Regions from separate parts of the Mus musculus genome. Here region 1 is linked to region 2. Evidence: chromatin loops called from intact Hi-C (ENCODE). Cell type or tissue: left cerebral cortex. All regions are shown on one strand. Links, peaks and the distances in the headings refer to the core of each region. The heading gives the core; the rest is flanking DNA. Region 1 overlaps Vps8 (VPS8 CORVET complex subunit). Region 2 overlaps 2510009E07Rik (RIKEN cDNA 2510009E07 gene).

Region 1 (6,341 bases), core at 409-5,408, 170 kb before region 2:
GGCTGGAGAGATGGCTCAGTGGTTAAGAGCTTTTACTATTCTTCTAGAGGACCCAAGTTTAATTCTCACACCTATGTCAGGTGGCTAACAACCACCTGTAACTCCAACTCCAGGACCTAGTAGCTCTGGTCTCTGAAGGACCTGTACACATGGATAACACCCCCTCCCCATATGTATATGTGTGTGTGTATGGTGGGGATAACGTTCTGAATGCGTATTTTCTTCACAAAATGTATCTGAAATGAAGAATATTAGTAGATAATATTCCTTAAAAATTAGAATATGGACATTTGTCATTTTATTTCACAAATGCTTTAATGATCATCTAGGTGTTATTTTATAAAAGGAAATAAAGTCAGTTCTGCTAAAGACAAGGAGATCTAGTAATTTGTTTCCTCCTAAAATTAGCAAATAACAGTTACTTAAGTTTTTTCTTTCACTATTTAGACCTTTGAAGACTTTAAAAATGATAAGCAAGCTGTGGAATACCAGCAGCGCATTGTGGATATTTTATTGAAGGTAAGCATTCAAAGAGTGCATGTCTTTCTATTGATTGGTGCTATATTAAGCTAATTGAAATTTTTAGAGTAGGATTTGAAATAACTTGTTTAATGGAGCCATTTGTTGTAGCACTAGTATTATATTATGGGGTTTGGTCCTCCAGCGGTGAATGAAATATTAACGATGTGTCCTAGTGTTAAGCCTAACCTGGATGCTTGGATACAGGTTGCAAGACTTGAGAAGTGCTCAATGTGACGATTGCTTTATTAGTATGATTGTGTGCAATAATAGAGACAGCTTAAGAAGTAATTCATGCCAGCAATCTCTGTCCTTCCCAGGCTCATTTGGTTACTATGGCCATGCCATGTTCTGCTGTGGCATTGATTGGGATGATGGGTGACACATAAAGATGATTTGAGGACTGTCCCAGTCCAGCTTCAGAGTCAGGAAAGACTTATTTTAGGATCCACGCTGTTGCTGTAAGCGTGTGCAGAGACAGACCAGCCCCTGTCCTTTGTGTTGGCACTGCTCTTCAGAGGATTTCGGTTGTCACTTTTCATCAGCCCATAAAAAGGAGGCTACTTCCTTTTAGATTCTTTGGTCAAGAAGCTGGAGTGAAAATATCCTCTAGTTATATGTAGCGTAAGCAAGTCGCATCTATAGTATTCTTTGTACTATGCAGAGCACAGTACATAAATCATCTCAGCTCAGCTATTTATGAGCCTTGTAAGATAAGAGGTGATGGCTATGGGAATAGAATTTTCAAATTCTCAAATAAAACCAGTTAGATCCAGGTAGTTAATATAAAGAATTCCACCTCGATTCCCAGATAGTCTACCTATTTGTAACCCTGTCTTTTTTCTATCTGGTATTTTTCTGTAGCTCTCTGCTAGGTCAGTTAGAATTAAATTAACCTGTGAGATAACTTAAAATGGCAGTAGTTTAACTGTGATAGGAATGTGTGGTTTTTAAGCTGGAGGTAGGCAACCTGATCCAGGGGAGAGACTCAGACCCCAGGCACTGAGCTCGTTTTATTGTTAAACTTAGCACAGGGTTTCCGATGGTTCAGCTGTTACTCCGCAGCTAGCAAGCCAGTGTCAGAAGGACATGTGTCTTTAAGGAAATGTCTTTGAAGTTGTATACTATAAAGCTGCTTATAATATCATGTTATCCAGGGCTGGAGTGATGGCTCAGTGGTTAAGAGCACTAACTGCTCTTCCAGAGATCCTGAGTTCAATTCCCAGCATCCACATGGTGGCTCACAACTATCTGTAATGGGATCTGATGCCCTCTTCTGGTGTGTCTGAAGACACTGGCAGTGTATTCATATATGTAAAATAATTTAAAAAATATATCATGTTATCCAGAACTTTGAAAGCTATGAAGAGAGACTAAAGGATTTTGGGTTACCATATGCTCAGCTAAAAATTAAAAGTTCTATTTATCAGTTAGGAGTGAAGAACAGATACTTGAGTGTATGTTAGTGCAGTTTTACCGTAAGATAGACCTGGGGACTTTATACAGAAAAGTGGTTTATTTAGCATACAGTGTTGGAAGCTGAAACCTTAAAATTGAGTAGTCTCACCTGATTGGCTTCCAGTAAATGTCCCCTTGGCTTTGTCATATTGTGGTGGATGGCACCATGGTGTCCGTGTGTGTGAGGGAAAGTCAGAGAGGTTCTATACAGGGATCAGGCATAGCCCTTTATGACAGCCCAGCATTATCTCCTCAATGATGTCTGCGAGCATACAGCTTCTGCCAACTAGACCCAAACTGCACTGTTTTCACAGAAACCAAGCTTCCAGCTCATACACCTTTGGGGGGAACAAACCATACTGGAACTATGGCCTAGCTTGGTCCACTTTGATGCTATATCCATCAGTGATGTAATGTGACGTCTAAGATCCTCTGTACTTCATAGTCTCTGGCTGCTCAGTAGCTGATTCTTTTTCTCACCACCCCCTCCTCCTCCACACATGAGCTATTCTGTATTCTCTTCACCCATGTGTCATCATCATGACTTATGTTCTTTCAGCCAGTCAAGCCTCTTTCCTCCTTTCTCTGCTAGATTGCTGACCGTCTTCTACATCCTCCCACAAGCTTCTATTTTGGTTAGAGCTCCTTTGTATTTTCAAGTTGCTTTGATCTGCACTTACACGTTGTATTAGATACGTTTATAGATTTTCCTGTCTCACCTTGAGCTTCGTGAAGGTAGAAACTGAGGATTACTGCTAATGGCATTTTTATATCAACTTTATTAATTATGTTATACTGTGTTTACTGTGTCCACCGAGGCCCGATTATTGTAGCATGCCCAGAGTGTGTGCTCTACCATGCCTGAAATCTGGTAGGTGTTTAAGAAGCATTTATACATTAGTGAAGTTGGGATTTGAATTTGTATCTATTCTAGTCTGGAAGGATGATCCAGATGCAGAGACTGGAGCTCTGTAACTCCCCCAGACTGTCAGGAGGTCCTGTTCTTTCCTGTGTTACAGTCCTACTGCCTCAGAGCAGTGAAGAGAACAGAGGTCTCTGCTTTCCAGTGACAGGCTTGTGTTGAAGTGTACTTTGGCAGGAGTGTTGAGAGTAGACTGATGGGGGTAGATGGGCTTGTTATGTACTGTATGGTTGCACACATAGGGAAAACAACTTGAGACTAAGTGATATCCAGGAAATTTTGTAATCATGGCCTTTGAAATATTTTGGAGGAAAGCATAGAGATGTTGTAGGATGGAATCAGATATTGACTGAGTGGGCAAAAGAGTCAGTTGTGACTGGAGCTGCTCTTGTCAGGGTGTGTGTACAGGGCAGAAGGAAGGGATACAGCTCAGAAGAGCACTAGATGGGCCCTAAGATTGGAATCCTAGAAAAGGGACCTTGGACACCAAGCAGGGCGGAGACTGAGCCATGGAGAGCTCTGAAGGTCATGTGTATTGTGTGCAGGGAGCTGGCTGGCACCTTACATGTACAGGGAGTGCAGAGCTGGAAGTGTAACTCAAGGCTGTGTTTCTTGGTAATATAACTTGGCAATGACAACACACTTAACAAGTGCTGACTGTCACAGTAAAGCAGGAGGGCTTCCAAAGTAGGAAGGCTTTATAGCAGGCAAAGACTCATACTTTATGTCTCTAAATGGAGGATAAAGGGTGGAACTTGGAAGTCTTACAGTGGATGTGCATTCTAAACCCTCTCTTGTGCTAAGTTTACCCCGGTTAATTCAACATGCCAGCCCTCGACAGTACGGAACCTTCAACCACACATGTCTGCCTTCATTCTCTGTTAATGGCAGGATTATCCACCTACTGACAATGTACAGAATGTGTCTGCTACATTTTCCACATGTAGGAACACTTGTGCGGCTGCTCTCTGCACTGGGCTTCGGCTCTCATCACTGCTGCAGTCAGGACCCCTTCCTTGGGCCCATGCGGTCCCTCACACGTTGGTCTCCTGGCCCTGTAATCCCCTACTTGTACAGTCCTTATCACAGTCCACTCTCCATTTCAGCCCCTCTGGTCATCCTACAGTCTGTGTCAGATGTTCCAGATTTCTGAAGCTGCCATCTGATTTATCCTCATTCTGCTTCTACATTCCAGTAGAACTTAGGGTTTCCCTGGCAGACTCCTCTGTCTTCCAGTCTTCACACACGCCTTTGCTCTTGCTTCTCTCAGTTGATGTTTCCTTGGCAAAGGTTCCACTTAAGACTTCAGAGCTTGGCTTAGAAGCTGTTTCTTTCTTGTTTTCTCACAGATTTCTTCTGTAGCAGTGAATCTAAGGTGCTATTCTGTTGTGAGTTGCTTTTTTTTTTTTAAACATTGGGCTTCTGTGATGTTTTTGTGCCTTTATAACGATATGATCTGATGACACATTTTAGGATGTTTATCTGACTCACCTTCCTTCTTAGTTCATGATTCCAAATGTTGCTGCTCAGTTGTCTTCTCTCTTGTGGACAGGATCCTAGCCAGGGGATGGTGCCACCCATGGTGGGCAGCTCTTCCACTCAATTAATATGATCAAGATAACCCTCTACAGGCAGGCCCAGAGGTCTGTCTCCCAGGTGATTCTAGATTCTGTCAAGTTGACAATCTATGCTTACCACCACAACTCCCTGAAAGGCCCCTGTCAGATCACCATACATATCGTGGGGACTTAGGACATAAGTCCATCTGGAAAACAAAGCTAATCCAGAGGAATGGCTGTGACTGGAAACCTGTTGTATATGGTTATAAAAGTCAATTCACAAGCCACCAACTCCAGGGCTGTCTGCAGATTCCACAGAAAGCAGCCACGCCAGGAAGGTGGTTGTAAGTGACTTCCTTCCTGGGATTTCTTCACTGTCAGGTTATTGGGCTTTTAAGCTCAAAGCAGCATTCTTTTTTTTCCTTATTGATAGGTGTGCATACCAGATAGAGTATTGCTAACCAGTTTCTTTTGCTCACCAGGTTATGGTGGAGAATTCAGATTTTACCCCGTCACAAGTGGGGTGTCTCTTTACGTTCCTCGCTCGTCAGCTCGCAAAGCCTGACAATACCTTGTTTGTGAACAGGACCCTCTTTGATCAAGTAAGAGACTTTACAGTGAGACCTGGAGCTGCTTTCTTCTATTCTCTGTTCATAGACAAGACAGACGGCTGGGATCTGTGTTTAAGCTTGGGATCTAAGTAGGGATGTTTTAATGGGTTATGTGATTTTTGCCCAATGCCTAGCATTATGGGGGAGTGGCTATCAGTATTCTATCTTAGTAGTTGTTTGGTTACTCTAAGTTACTTAGGATTTCTTGCTTATTAGTTTGCTAACTTAATCTCTTGACTAGAAAGATGGTCAGCGGTTAAGAGCACTGATTGCTCTTCCAGAGGCCCTGAGTTCAATTCCCAGCAACCACATGGTGGCTCACAACCATCCGTAACAAGACCTGATTCCCTTGTCTAAAGACAGCTACAGTGTATTTACATATAATAAATAAAGTAAATCTTAAAAATAAAAAAAAGAATCTCTTTCTCTGATGCTAAAGACCCTTTGGTTGCCTGGAGAAGAGGTTGCTTTGAGAACTCCTGAGCTTGCTTAGAAATCACTTTCCTTCAGGCATTTCCCAGTCCCAGTCAGAGCATCCCTACATGCCACAAGCAGTGTGAGAACTGCCTTCTGTCTGGAGAAGCCAGGGGTAACAAGGCGATGTACTGAGCAATTCTGCCACCCAGCAAAACCTCATGTGCATTCACTAAGTTTTCCACAGGTTCTGAAGTCAGTTCATTTATCCTCATTTTTTTTCAAAGAAATCCCAGAAAGGTTAAATAACTCATCTAAAGCCAGGATTAGTTTTTTTTTTTTTTTTTCCAACAGAAACTTATTATGTGTAGGACAGGATTTAGATTCAAATGTCCTGACTGCAGCCCATGCCTACTGACCGTGGCATCAAGCAACTCAGAAGGAAGTACTCCCAGTTATGTTTCTCAACAGTGAAGGAATCTGAATAGGACACATGCTAAATATAGGCACACACTAGGCTATCTGCTGGGACAGTGCTGTCCGTGCAGATGTCTGTTACAAGTGAGTGGGAATGAACTGCTGGCACTGGCTAACCATTCCCGTTACCTTTGGCCAGGTCCTCGAGTTCCTCTGTAGCCCCGACGATGACTCCCGCCACTCTGAAAGACAGCAGGTATGGACACTAGAACACTGTGCTGAAGACTGGGGATAGAGTCTGAGTTACTTGTGCTGTTGCTCTGATAAGGTATCCTGACAAAGGCACTTTAAGGGAGAAAGCATTTATTTGAATGCACGTGGAGCCCATTGTGGCTGGGAAGTTTTTTCTGCAGGGGCATGAGGCAGCTGGTCATGTGAACT
Region 2 (6,341 bases), core at 492-5,491:
TACAGTATTTGTGTGTTCTCTAAAGTGCTTTAAGTTGAAAAAAAGAAATCAAATGATAGCAAATGCTGGAAAGGACGTGGAAGAGGGGGAATCCTTATTCACTGTTGGCAGGAGTGTAAACTTGTGTAGCCTCTATGGAAAGTAGTGTGGAAGTTTCTCAAAAGCTAAAAATAGAGCTCTCATATGACTCAGCTATACCACTTCTGAGAATGTGCCTAAAGGATCCCACTTCCGACTCTAGAGACGCTCACCCATCTTGATCATTGCTGCTCTGCTCAAAATAGCTGTGAAATGGAATCAAGCTGGATGTCGCCAACTGGTGAGGGGATAATGAGTGTATGGAACATGACACCAATTATGAAATTTGCAGGAAAATGGACGGAACTGAAAAACATCACCCTGACTGAGGTCACACAGTGCGGAAAGACAAACTCGATGTTTTCACTCAGATGCAGGCCCTAGATTTCAGATTTTAGATTTGTATGTTTACCTTGACGTGCGTGACCTTAGAGGCCAGGAAGCTAGAAAGGGACCACTGTTGGGGGCTAGGCAAGGAAGCCTCAGGGGAGAGGGGACATCAGAACGCATGCAGTGCACGGTACAGGGAAGGAATACCAAGAGCGGAAATAATGAAGTTGGTATAGACATGGGAGTCTGGGAACGAAGAGAGATTGGGAGAGTTAGCCAAAAGAAAGATGTGTGAGAAACTCACAGAGAAACCTATTATGAAAACTAACTTAAAATACAACTTAAAGCCAATTGTGATGAGTTTGCAGCCAGCGTGTTCTACATAGCAAGTTCCAGAACAACCACAGTTATATGGAGAGATCCAGTCTGGTACACAAACCAAAATTGCAACTAAAAGGAAAACAAAGTTAACCGGGCGTGGTGGCACCACACCTTTAATTTCAGCACTCGGGAGGCAGAGGCAGGCAAATTTCTGAGTTCAAGGCCAGCCTGATCTACAAAGTGAGTTCCAGGACAGCCAGAGCTACACAGAGAAACCTTGTCTCGAAAAAAAAAAAGGAAAACAAAGTTTAAATGGAAGTATACAGCACGGGTAGATAATGCTTCTCCCAAAAGCCCTAAGTTACCAGTGCCAGGTAACTGATAACAGTTCCCAAGAGGTCCCCAAAACAATACAGGTTATTGCCAAAACTCGTTTGATCATAAGAACTTGACAGTGAGACACCACATATCTTGGATACAGGACATAGACAAATCACACTGGAAATGAGATGGAAGCTTTAGCCCTGATAGCTAGCTTTCATAATGCCAGAAGGTTCTATGTAGGCTGCTGTCAGAGAAAAGTCATCTACAGTCTTACCCAGCTGTGAAACCTGTGTATTAAAATACTGGCCTGCCAGGCAAGATGTGCTCACCTATACAATAACAGCAAGACAGGTATGGAGTAACTAACCACATTGTAATTGAATTATAGGCCCATGGGAGGGAACGCATACCTCGTGCTGTGTGATATTAATTTTCAACTTGGCAGAATCTAGCATCATCTGAGAGATGGACCTTTGGACATGCCTATGGGGGATTATTTCGGTTACAGTAATTGATGTAGGAAGACTCATTTTAACTCTAAGTGGGAACCCTGTTTGGTGTGTAGATTCTGAACTATATAAATTTGAAATAATAGAGCCTCACACAACATGCATTCATTGCTCTTTTCTCCTTATTTTAGATGTAATCTGAACAGCTGTTCAAACCCCCTGTTCCTTTGACTTTCCTGCCGTGGTAGACTATGCCATGAACTGGGAGCTAAAATTAATTCTTCCTGCCTCAGTTGCTTTCTGTATTAGCTACTTTCCTGTGGCTGTGAAGCCCGATGACAAAGACAACTTATAAAACAAAGCATGCCATTGGGCGTATGGTTCCAGAAGGTTAGCATCCATGATGGTTGCGCAAAGGCATGGTTGCAGGAGCCGCTCAGAGATCACATCTCAAACCACAAACAGGAAGTTCAGAGAGCTAACTCAAAATGGCAAGTGTCCTTTGAAGCCTCAAAGCCCAGCTCCCAGTAACATACTTTCTGATTCTCCCCAGATAACTACCAGCCACCAACGGGAGACCAAGTATTCAAATGCCTGAGACTTACAGGTGACATCTCATTCAAACCACCACACTTTTGTCAGAGTATTTTATCACACAATATATTATAAACCTGGTCAGAATGCACAGACGTCATAGGCCCTAATGAAGATCCTCTTTGTGTTGTTTTACTAACTGAACACGTTATCAAAACTGTCTGCTAAATATTTATGTTTACGTTGCTGTTCTCAGCATTGCTCAGTTTGCTCTGTTTGCAGTGTGTGAGTTAACAGAGACTCATATAGAAAGACTTCAGCATGTGTAGATAAGCATCCCATTTTATGCTATTGGTGGGGTTGACACATTCCTGAGTACAAGTGTGATGTGATGACACCTATCAACTTTCTCCAGCTCGGTCAACTCAGAATGGACTCGCCCAGAACATCAGTCCAAATCTCCCCTTAACACCTGGGCTTTTCTTCTTTAACCACCAGTCAAGGTCAGGACTTTGAATCGTACAAAGAAATAAAAATTACAAGTTAACTGTTCTACCCTCTTCTCTGGCTATGTTTTGCTATCACGTTGAATATATTCCCTGTAGCTACAGTAACAAGTATGACAGAGCTATCCTTCAGGAGAAGCAGCTGGGCATTGCCTGAGGACATGAAAAAGCAACTATTTGAGATTCCTAGAGAAGTGGGGAAAGAGAACACTAGACTAACAAAGACTACAATGCTAACTTACCAACAAAGCAGATCTGCCCTGAAGTTTTAACAGCAGAATTCTCTAATCAGCTCTTTATCTCTGTATAGGAAACAAATACATAGGAATTAAACTATCTAAGTGTTTCAGATTTCAGATAGCCTTGCTAGAACACCAGGCTTACCACCCATTAGGCAGGGTCCTGAAAAACACTTCCAGCTCAGTCTCTCTGTCTCCATCCCTCTCCTAGACAGTCTTTCTTTAGATATGCTAATACCATCTTAGGTGCCATCAAGTGCCACTCTGACTGCTTTCAACCTGAAAGGAACAGACACTGCTGAGATTTGTTCTGCATGAAAACGGAGCTCATCTATTGTGTGACTTTATGAAGCCAACTCTCGGTTCTGCTGGTGGCACCTACATCACATCGTGCACACCCACTCAACCCTGCCTGACACCTTCCCTTCACTTTCTCTTTCATAACCCCTCGCTTGAATCTCATTCTCCAAATCCAGTGACCTCTTTACAGCTCTCATGCCTCTGGATTATCACTGTAAGTGACACTTTCCCCATCACTGTCTCTAAGGGACCTAAGAACTGTTGGTTCCGCTCACTAACTTTAGATCCCTCTGTTTTGGTTTTGAGTCACTATTCCAGCATCAGGCACATCTGGATCCAGGTACAAGCTCTATTGCTAACTAGCTATATGCCTGTGGGGAAGTTACTTGATTTTGCTAGGTCCTAGACGAAGCTTTCTTCATATTGTATTCTATTTCTGTAACATCTCATGAAGAGAAAATATATAAGCTCTATACAACAGATTAAAAAGAATCTTGCCAGAAAATAAGGTTCTCAAATACATTAACCAATTCTACTCAAGTTTTTTTAAAAAATGTATTTTGGTAAAAAGGTGTTAAGAATTGGTACCCGACCAAGTTAGGAGACAGAAATAGCACACCTGGCAGCTTTGAGTGCCACATCTGCTCATGAATGAGACCCCTGAACCACTGCCAGTGCAAGAAGCATGGAGAAGGAGTGGGAGCTTGGCACAGCAAGAAAGATGAAGGTCTGAGAACACGGCTCAGCAAGCAAAGTTCTTGCCATGCAAGCGAGAAGTCCTAAGTTCAGATCTGCAGACCACAAAGCCAAGTGTGGATGCCTGTGGCTGCAGCCTTAGTATTCCTACCGACCAGCCAGTCTGCAGATGACAGAGACTCTGACCCAAACAAGGTAGAAAGTGGAGACAGACATAGGGACTCACACGTACCCTCACTCACACACCAACACACAGATATGTACAGACATAAATATTATGTACATATATGTATACACAGAGGCACCACACATACACAATCGCACATCCACACAGATGTACACACACACAAAAGACACTACACACACATACCCTCACTCACATACAAGCACACACTATGCACATATATATTACACATACATATGGACACTGCACACACATATATGCACACATGTACACATATGTAAACACAGATACTATGTACAGATATTACATACATGTATATACCCTCAGATACCAGAGAGAGAGAGAGAGAGATCAGAAAGAACTAGCTGATTTGGCAGTCCTTTCCTAAATTTAGATTATTTAAAATCAGTCTCTGGTCTCTTAGAGAAGAAAAGAGAAAACATTGTGAAACCAATCTGAGTTATCTGAGCTCAATCTAATTCCTTTTTTTTTTAAAGAGGATTGCGCATAATCGGAGCACAGATCAAGAGGCAGCAGCAATCCCTGTGTTAGTGGGACTGCAGCATTATAGTTGGCCATTTACCCAGAGGGACATGACAACACAAGATGGAAAACCGTGCATGAGGCAACCAGCCTTTACAAGTGCTCCTTAATGACTTCCATCAGCTTCTAGGGCAGGGCCATCGGCAGACTTCAGGACTCTGGTGCCTTCTCCTGTCACATTACACTTTATCAATAACTAGAGTGAAGAGAGGGATGTTTACTACAGGCACAATGACATGAATGCAGGAGGAATAACATACACATGAAAACAGACAGAACCAATGCACACCCAATAAAAGAGCCAAGACTAAAATCATAAGACTTAGAAAAACGGACCTGTTCTCGCTCAAATAAAAGGTAACAGGAAGACGTCCCTAAGGGATCAGTGCTTGTCTCCAAAGCCACACATGCAGCTTTGAGAAGGGCAAGGCGTGGATCAATTGCCACAGTTTTTAAAGCCTACTTAGTGGCTTTAGCAGACAGCAAGCTCAGCTTGAGGGGGCAGCAGCTAGCCTGGTGTGATGAAGTATAGGAAGGGCTAGGGCAGAGCAGCACCTCAAAGATGAGAGGCGGTGTCTTGCTCCACACTGACCAGCCCAGAACTCAGGGGCTTCTCACCTACCCCCAGCACATGTGTTCAGAACAAAACCACCCAGATAGTTAGGTACACGGGTGCTATCCTGTAAGCGGAAGGACAGAAGGCAATGGCAGCTCAGAAGCAGGACAAAACAACAGTCTCAGTGGAAAAATGGTGGACATCTCTCCTCAGCCACTCAATGCATGCCAAGTTCAAACCTGTTTTGGAAAACCTACTTCCCTCAAGAATAGCCAGGGATTCAGAGAAAGAATGGCCCATATGCAAGAAATTCTTAGTATATTTAAATATGCATATCCAAAGAGTTGAGGCAGCCATAATTTGGCTGAAACATTAGACTGTTGTATAAGATACAGTAGGAAGAGACATAACAATACGTTTTCGTGAGTTGAAGGCATTTGCCCCATGAGCCTGATGACCTAAGATAGGTTCCCCAAATTACACAAAGTTGTCCTCTGACCTCCGCACGTGAGTCATGGCTCATATGCGAGTGCACACACCCATGTACCCACCCGAAAACACACTCGACTTCATAAGGTAAGAACAGATGAAGGAATGTGGTAAGTTCGTTTTCATCTCCTTGTAAGGAAGACATTGTGAGAATCAAGGTTCATTAATGAGGAACAATCTGTCTGACTAGACGCAAGCTTCCCAGAAGTCAACTCTACCTGGAGAGGGAAGTAAGAAAGGCAATGACTGGGGCCATCTTAACTCCTCCGCATCCGCATCCCACAGTAAGAACAGGACTTCTGCAGGAGGTAGACTGCCATTAAATTCATCCAACAGGTACACTTTAGCTCTCATATTTCCTACTCTGAAGCCACACTTTCAGCGAGAAGCAAGAACATCCTGTTTGTCCTCATCAGCAGAGGAACAACAAAATCAATATTCGCTCTCCAGGTACCTTGAATTTATAAGGAAAAGCAAGGATTTTCTATCCTTTAATTTATAAACTCAACTAAGACATTCAAATATTCTCAATTAAAAGCAAATAAAGATTTGTTACATATTGTAGCTCTCCTTGTAAACCATATCCTCCTAAATAACAGGGGGGAAAAGTTTGATTGAAGATCACTTGGAAAATGTGTCTTAAGCACGGCAAAGCCCTCCAAATCTAAGATTATATGGAAACCGACTTCAGAATGTTTCTAAAAAGAAATGATTCAGCAGTCGGATTAAGCTAAATGCCATGAAGTAATCAAATTGTGGAATGCTGATTAAATGGCTACTTAAGTTTAATCT

The links. Hi-C counts contacts between places; a loop is a spot of excess contacts. Peaks named below come from ENCODE experiments on the same cell type or tissue, not always from the same donor. Only the 100,000 strongest peaks of a DNase experiment are listed, where the experiment ranks them.
Region 1: it touches region 2 in a loop (1.8-fold over the local background); 1 of 42 quality-filtered maps calls a loop at or near these places.

The regions. Positions count from the first base shown.
Region 1 is chr16:21,521,437-21,527,777 of GRCm38, forward strand. It overlaps Vps8 (VPS8 CORVET complex subunit), which reads left to right. Exons shown (of 47, transcript NM_001285893.1): 28 at 448-519; 29 at 4,941-5,060; 30 at 6,100-6,156. Among named protein-coding and RNA genes, the nearest start is that of Vps8, 100 kb to the left of the region's middle. In left cerebral cortex, for the core only: no CTCF peak of the experiment used is centred there; DNase peaks (open chromatin) are centred at 2,482, 2,971, 3,655 and 4,136; H3K27ac peaks cover 2,879 bases.
Region 2 is chr16:21,687,398-21,693,738 of GRCm38, forward strand. All of the region lies in intron 1 of 2510009E07Rik (RIKEN cDNA 2510009E07 gene), which reads right to left. Among named protein-coding and RNA genes, the nearest start is that of 2510009E07Rik, 4.1 kb to the right of the region's middle. In left cerebral cortex, for the core only: no CTCF peak of the experiment used is centred there; DNase peaks (open chromatin) are centred at 3,233 and 3,690; H3K4me3 peaks cover 1,381 bases.